2 separate regions of the Homo sapiens genome follow, and region 1 is linked to region 2. A link is a contact called in ENCODE Hi-C or POLR2A ChIA-PET data. All regions are on one chromosome and are shown on one strand. The core of a region is the stretch at or near the end of the contact, and the rest is flanking DNA. Distances in the headings are between cores, read along the strand shown.

Region 1 (2,700 bases), core at 169-2,668, 370 kb before region 2:
CCCTCTGTCGCCCAGGCTGGAGAGCAGTGGCGCTATCTTGGCTCACTGCAACCTCCACCTCCTGGGTTCAAGCAATTCTGCCTCAGCCTCCCAAGTAGCTGGGATTACAGGTATGCGCCACCATGCCTGGCTAATTTTTTGTATTTTTAGTAGAGACGGGGGTTTCACCAGGATGGCCAGGCTGGTCTCGAACTCCTGATCTCGTGATCTGCCCACCTTGGCCTCCCAAAGTGCTGGGATTATAGGTGTGAGCCACTGCACCCGGCCCGCGGTTGGTTTTATGGACAGAAAAAGCTTGGGAAAAGCAGAAACAGAAAACTAAAAGTGGGTTGGTTGTTTCAAAGTTACTTTTTTCTTCTAAAGGTTAAAGCAGAGGGGGTGTCTTCTGGCCGGGCACGGTGGCTCACACTTGTAATCCCAGCACTTTGGGAGGCCGAGGCAGGTGGATTACCTGAGGTCAGGAGTTCAAGACCAGCCTGGCCAACATGGTGAAACCCCCGTCTCTACTAAAAATACAAGAATTAGCCGGGCGTGGTGACACACCCCTGTAATCCCAGTTACTTGGGAGGCTGAGGCAGGAGAAGTGCTTGAGCCCGGGAAGCAGAGGTTGCAGTGAGCCAAGATTGTGCCACTTCACTCCAGCCTGGCCGACAGAGTGAGACTCTGTCTCAAAAAAAAAAAAAAAAAAAAAAAGCAGAGGGGTCTTCCTTATGCTGGCCTGTTTGGTGATGTGGCACTTTTGCATGAGTAACTCCATCTTGGTGTGGTCTCTTGGAGCCTAGTGCTGGAGCTGAGTCCGAACCAATGGACTCCTATTATTTTATTTAATAACAGTTTCTTTTTTCTTTTTTTTTTTTTTTGAGACGGAATCTTGCTCTGTTGCTCAGGCTGGAGTGCAGTGGTGCGATCTCGGCTCACTGCAATCTTCACCTCCTGGGTTCAAGTGATTCTCCCGCCTCAGCCACCCGAGTAGCTGGGACTACAGGCGCGTGCCACCACGCCCGGCTAATTTTTGTATTTTTAGTAGAGACGGGGTTTCACCATGTTGGCCAGGCTGGTCTCAAACTCCTGACCTCAGGTGATCCGCCCGCCTCAGCCTCCTAAAGTGCTGGGATTATAGGCATGAGCCACCGCGCCCGGCCGATAACACAGTTTCATTGTGAAGACAGGCGGCTTGTAGTAGCAAAAATTGAAACCGAAAATGGCGACGTTACACATTCTCCAAATCCCTACTAATTTACATACCTATCAATTTCAGAGGCAATCTCGTGTAACCCTAAAGGAGGTTATCTCTGGAGAGCTTGGAGCAGCTCCAATTCAAGTTCAGAGATCCAGGGAGCCCAGAATGCACAGCGCCGCGGGGGTGCCTCCCGCCAGAAGGCGGCGCTGTGGGATCCCAGCCCGAGCCGTGTCCAGGCACAGGAAAGGCAGAGCGTTCTCAGCATGCCCTGCCTGTGCCCTGGGCAACGGCCGCCGCCGAGCGAGATCCCGGGGTCGCGCAGGGTGGGGCTGGGGCTGAAGGGCGCAGGCCCCGCGTACGGGGGCCGCCCCTGCTTTTCCTCCGCGAGACCAGAGCTTAGACTACGGCAGGACTAGTCCCTGGGGTTCCCCTTCGGGTGTCAGACCCTCTCTGGGCGGTCGCGGGAGGGCTCGGGCTCGCAGGATCTGCAGGTGTTGGGGCTGGGGCAGTGGGGAGTGGTCCGTGGGCCCAAGAGGACGAAGCGGAGTCGGGCGGTTCCGGCTGGGAGGAGGCGCCTCCCCGGGGCTGCCCTGACCTAGTAAAATCTGTGGGGAAGCCCTGGCCGGGGAGCCTTCCCCCAGCTCGCTCCCTGGGGCCTGGACAAAAGGCCGGGAAGGAAACGCAGCCCTGGGCTCTGCGGTCTTTGGAACAGAGACTGCGACTTTTCATCTTCGTTTCCCACCTAGTGTGGGGCCCCCGTGGGTGCTGTACAAATGCTGTGGAATCAAAGAATCAGTGGAGGAGTCCCGCACGCACCCATTGATTTTACTCAGTCCAGAGTTTCCGGAGAGTGCCTGCTTCCCTAAGCGCAGCTTGTGGGCGGAGACTCTGCTGGATGAGGTGCAGATTGGGAGAAAGAACAGGAAATTACGGGTGAGAAAAGAAAAGGATTCCCATAAAGGGCACATGTGAAAGTACAATGCTGAATTGCAATATTAGGCACTTCCATTTTCTTTTTATTTATTTATTTAAGACGGAGTCTCGCTCTGTCACCCAGGCTGGAGTGCAGTGGTGCCATGTCAGCCGACTGCAACCTCCGCCTCCCGGGTTCAAGCGATTCTCGTGCCTCAGCTTCCCAAGCAGCTGGGATTACAGGCGTGCGCCACCACGCCCGGCTAGTGTGTGTGTGTGTGTGTGTGTGTGTGTGTGTGTAGCTGGGATTACAGGCGTGCGCCACCCCCCCCCCCCCCCGGCGAGTGTGTGTGTGTGTGAGTGAGACGGAGTATCACTCAGTTGCCCAGGCTGGAGTGCAGTGGCGCGATCTCGGCTCACTGCAACCTCCGCCTCTCAGGTTCAAGTGATTCTCCTGCCTCAGCCTCCTGAGTTGCTGGGACTACAGGCACGCACCACCATGTCCGGCTAAGCTTTGTATTTTTAGTAGAGACTGAGTTTCACCATATTGGCCAGGCTGGTCTCGAACTCCTGACCACGTGCCCGCCTGCCTTGGCCTCCCAAAGTGC
Region 2 (2,700 bases), core at 3-2,502:
GCAATTCAGTATTTGCGCACTTACCACTAACCCCTACTACGAACCAGAAGCAACCAAGAGTGACCCAATCGGAAAAGAGAATCCTCTTTTTGGCAAAGCCAGCCAGGGAGAAAACCCTAACTTTGGGGATTCATTTCAAGGAATGTCTACAAGCATTCCTCTCTTTCTTATCTTATGTCTGCGCTACACAATACTGCACGGGTGGCAGAAACGGGGGTCTTTCAGATCTTAAGGGAAAAAAAAGCGACGACCCCCGAGTCTGGGGACCCCAAGTCCCAGCGGCCTGGCGGGCGCACGGCTACCCTCAGGGTCAGGGCGCGCGCTCCCGTTGGGACCGGGGGCGCGCCGAGGCCGCAGCGCAGGGCCCGGCCCGACTAGCGAGCGATAGGCGGGCGCCGGGGGGCTCTGTCCGGTTCGGCCGCCGGGCTAGCATCCCTGCGCGCATGCCCCGGCCCGCTCTCCCAGGAGAACGGGGCAAAAGGGCGACTGTTACCCAATAATAGCGCCCTGCACGTTCGCAACAATGCAGGCGGGGAACCCGAGAGCCGCGGGCAGGGAACCGGAAAGCGAGAGAGCCCGGCTCCGCGGCTGCTCCTGCGCTTGAGCCCAGAGCTCACAGGGGAACACGCGTCGGCCGGAAAGCAGCGCCGGGAAGAAGCGTGGGCGCGAGGGGGCAAGGGCACGGGTCCCGGCGTCCCGCGGAGGTCGCCTCACCAGGCGAGGCGCGGACGCCCGAGCCGCCCCGGGCCACACGTCGGCCCACCCTCCGAGAACCCAGCCCGGTCGCGGCGGGGAAAGGGGCCGGCGCCACCAGGCCGCCGCCTCCAGGCGCGATGAATCGTGCTTTTTCCCAGTGCGTAGTCCAGGCCTGGCCGCCCCGGCCCGTCCGGGGTGACTCAGGGCCCGGCCCCGCTCGCTCCTCTGCCACCTTCGGCGTCCTCCGCCCACGAGTCCCCCGGCCCGGCCGCCATTCTGCCCGGCCGCGTTTCGGCGGCTCAGGCCTCGCCAGGCGCCTGGTTTCGGCCGTCGCGGCCCGAGTCACTGCGACACCGCGGCTCGGGGCCGGGCCTGCGCCGCCGCCGCCGCCGCCACCTCCTCTCGGCCCCGGCGGCTGCCGACACTCACCCGCATCTCTGTGGTGCCCCAAAGGCTCCCGCGACGCCTCCGCCTGGTCCCTGGGCCTGGGCCCCGGCGAAAGCCCCGTCCCGCCAAGGTCTAGCTGCGTCCCTCAGCTACCGGGGCTGCCCCGCCTGGAGCTGCGTGCGACACGGCGCCCGCCTCCTCCTCCTCCCCTGCCCGCCCGGCCCTCCTCCTCCCGCCGCCGCCGCCTGCACCACGCAACCTCCGCCCTCTCGCCTTCCCTGCGCGGCTCCCCGCCCTCTCGGCCTCACCGGCTCCGGCGACCGCGGGGGAGAAGCTGTTGGGGGAGGGCCGGAACGCACCGCCATCGGCGTCCGGGGCGGGGGAGCCGGGAAACCGTCGTCGCCATCGCCCCGCCAGCCCGAGGCGCGGGAGGGGCCCGGAAAGCTCCCTCCCGCCCGCTCGCCGCTGCCGGCGGCCCCGGGGGCGCCCCTTCCGCGGCCGAGGCCCCCGCTCGCGTGGGGAAGCTTCTACCTGCGAGCCTGCGGCCCCTGCCCCCGGCACCCGAGACATCCCCGACCCGGCGCGCCGGATTCTCTGCCAGGTTTTACAGCCTCCCTCGCCTTGGGACCGCCGCGGAGGACCCGTTCCCGCCACTTCGGACCTCGCGAGCGGGGCTGAGCTGCTTGGGTCGGGGACACCACCAGCCTCTGGAGAAACGGCCCGAAGCACCCCGAAGAAGAGGGGGTCCCAGTCCCCTGCCCCTCCCTTGTGCGCACCCCCACCCCCAGCTTGCCTGGAACCTGACTCCACACCTTTGTCGACCGGGACAGGGACTGGGGGTTGCACCCCAGATCAGAAAGTCAGAGGTGGCCCTCCGAATCGGCGCGGACTTCCGAGGAACCTCAGCCAATTCTCGACCCCCTTACCACCTGCAAGGCCTTAGGAATCGGCTCCAGAAAGCTCGAGCTTATCTGCGTGTTTCGTTTTAAAAATCACTTCTAAGATAAAACCTAACTAGGCTTTCCCCTTCAGACTTTCAGTAACTCCTGTTTGGCAAATTTTGACATTCACTCTATCCTTCGTCTTTGTAAGGACATATCAAGACTTAGAAGGCTTTGATTACACATACGGATGGCATGAGTCGTGATATAAAATAGTATTGTTTTCACGTGTACTTCGAAGTCATCTCATTTGAAATTAACTGTCATAATTGACTATTTGGAATATTCAACCTAAATACTACCCGCTGCTGTGGTGACGGGGGGTGGAGGAAGCGTGGTGGAACCCCAACACCTAGTGAGGGGTGGCTGATTAATACCACGGCTCACAACATAACAGAGCGGCTCATTCCATGAACAACCCCGGGGGGATTTCGAATTCTATCATCTGGGCAAAAGATGTGATGAGTGTAACTTCCTGTTTTCTCCAAACTAAAACACTACGCAGATTCCTGTACCGCTCTGGGACAGAAATCCTCAGCCAGAGCAGAGGCCGTCCCCAGAGTCCACACTGTTTCCTGCATAAAGTGGGTTATCTCAGAAGAAACATCCCACTGGTCTGTGTGATCCTTCTATTGAAATGTGGTCTTTTATCTACATCTAAGTATCTCTAGAAGTA

Evidence for each region. Hi-C counts contacts between places; a loop is a spot of excess contacts on that map. ChIA-PET counts read pairs that join two places held with the same protein, here RNA polymerase II (POLR2A). Pooled maps may share reads with other maps.
Region 1: a loop to region 2 is called in a pooled map, with 15 times the contacts of the local background. The contact joins the enhancer-like site here to the promoter of CUL1 in region 2. A Hi-C loop is called at or near these places in 1 of 168 maps with a recorded cell type or tissue (CD8-positive, alpha-beta T cell), 3 of 37 single-sample maps with no recorded cell type and 14 of 50 pooled maps. POLR2A ChIA-PET finds 5 or more read pairs at or near these places in 1 of 52 experiments (PC-9).

What each region holds. Positions count from the first base shown.
Region 1 is chr7:149,064,654-149,067,353 of GRCh38, reverse strand. No RefSeq gene overlaps it. Among named protein-coding and RNA genes, the nearest start is that of ZNF786, 25 kb to the left of the region's middle. RefSeq lists a silencer at 1,448-1,677 and an enhancer at 1,167-2,049. Within about 2 kb of position 1,418, at least 38 of the 41 ENCODE cell types and tissues checked have a DNase peak (open chromatin) inside an H3K27ac peak, as active enhancers do; they include CD8-positive, alpha-beta T cell and PC-9, where a contact is called at or near this core.
Region 2 is chr7:148,697,455-148,700,154 of GRCh38, reverse strand. CUL1 (cullin 1) reads right to left here and starts at 1,252. Exons shown (of 22, transcript NM_003592.3): 1 at 1,126-1,252. RefSeq lists silencers at 248-347, 648-1,677, 2,338-2,397 and enhancers at 225-950, 2,018-2,067.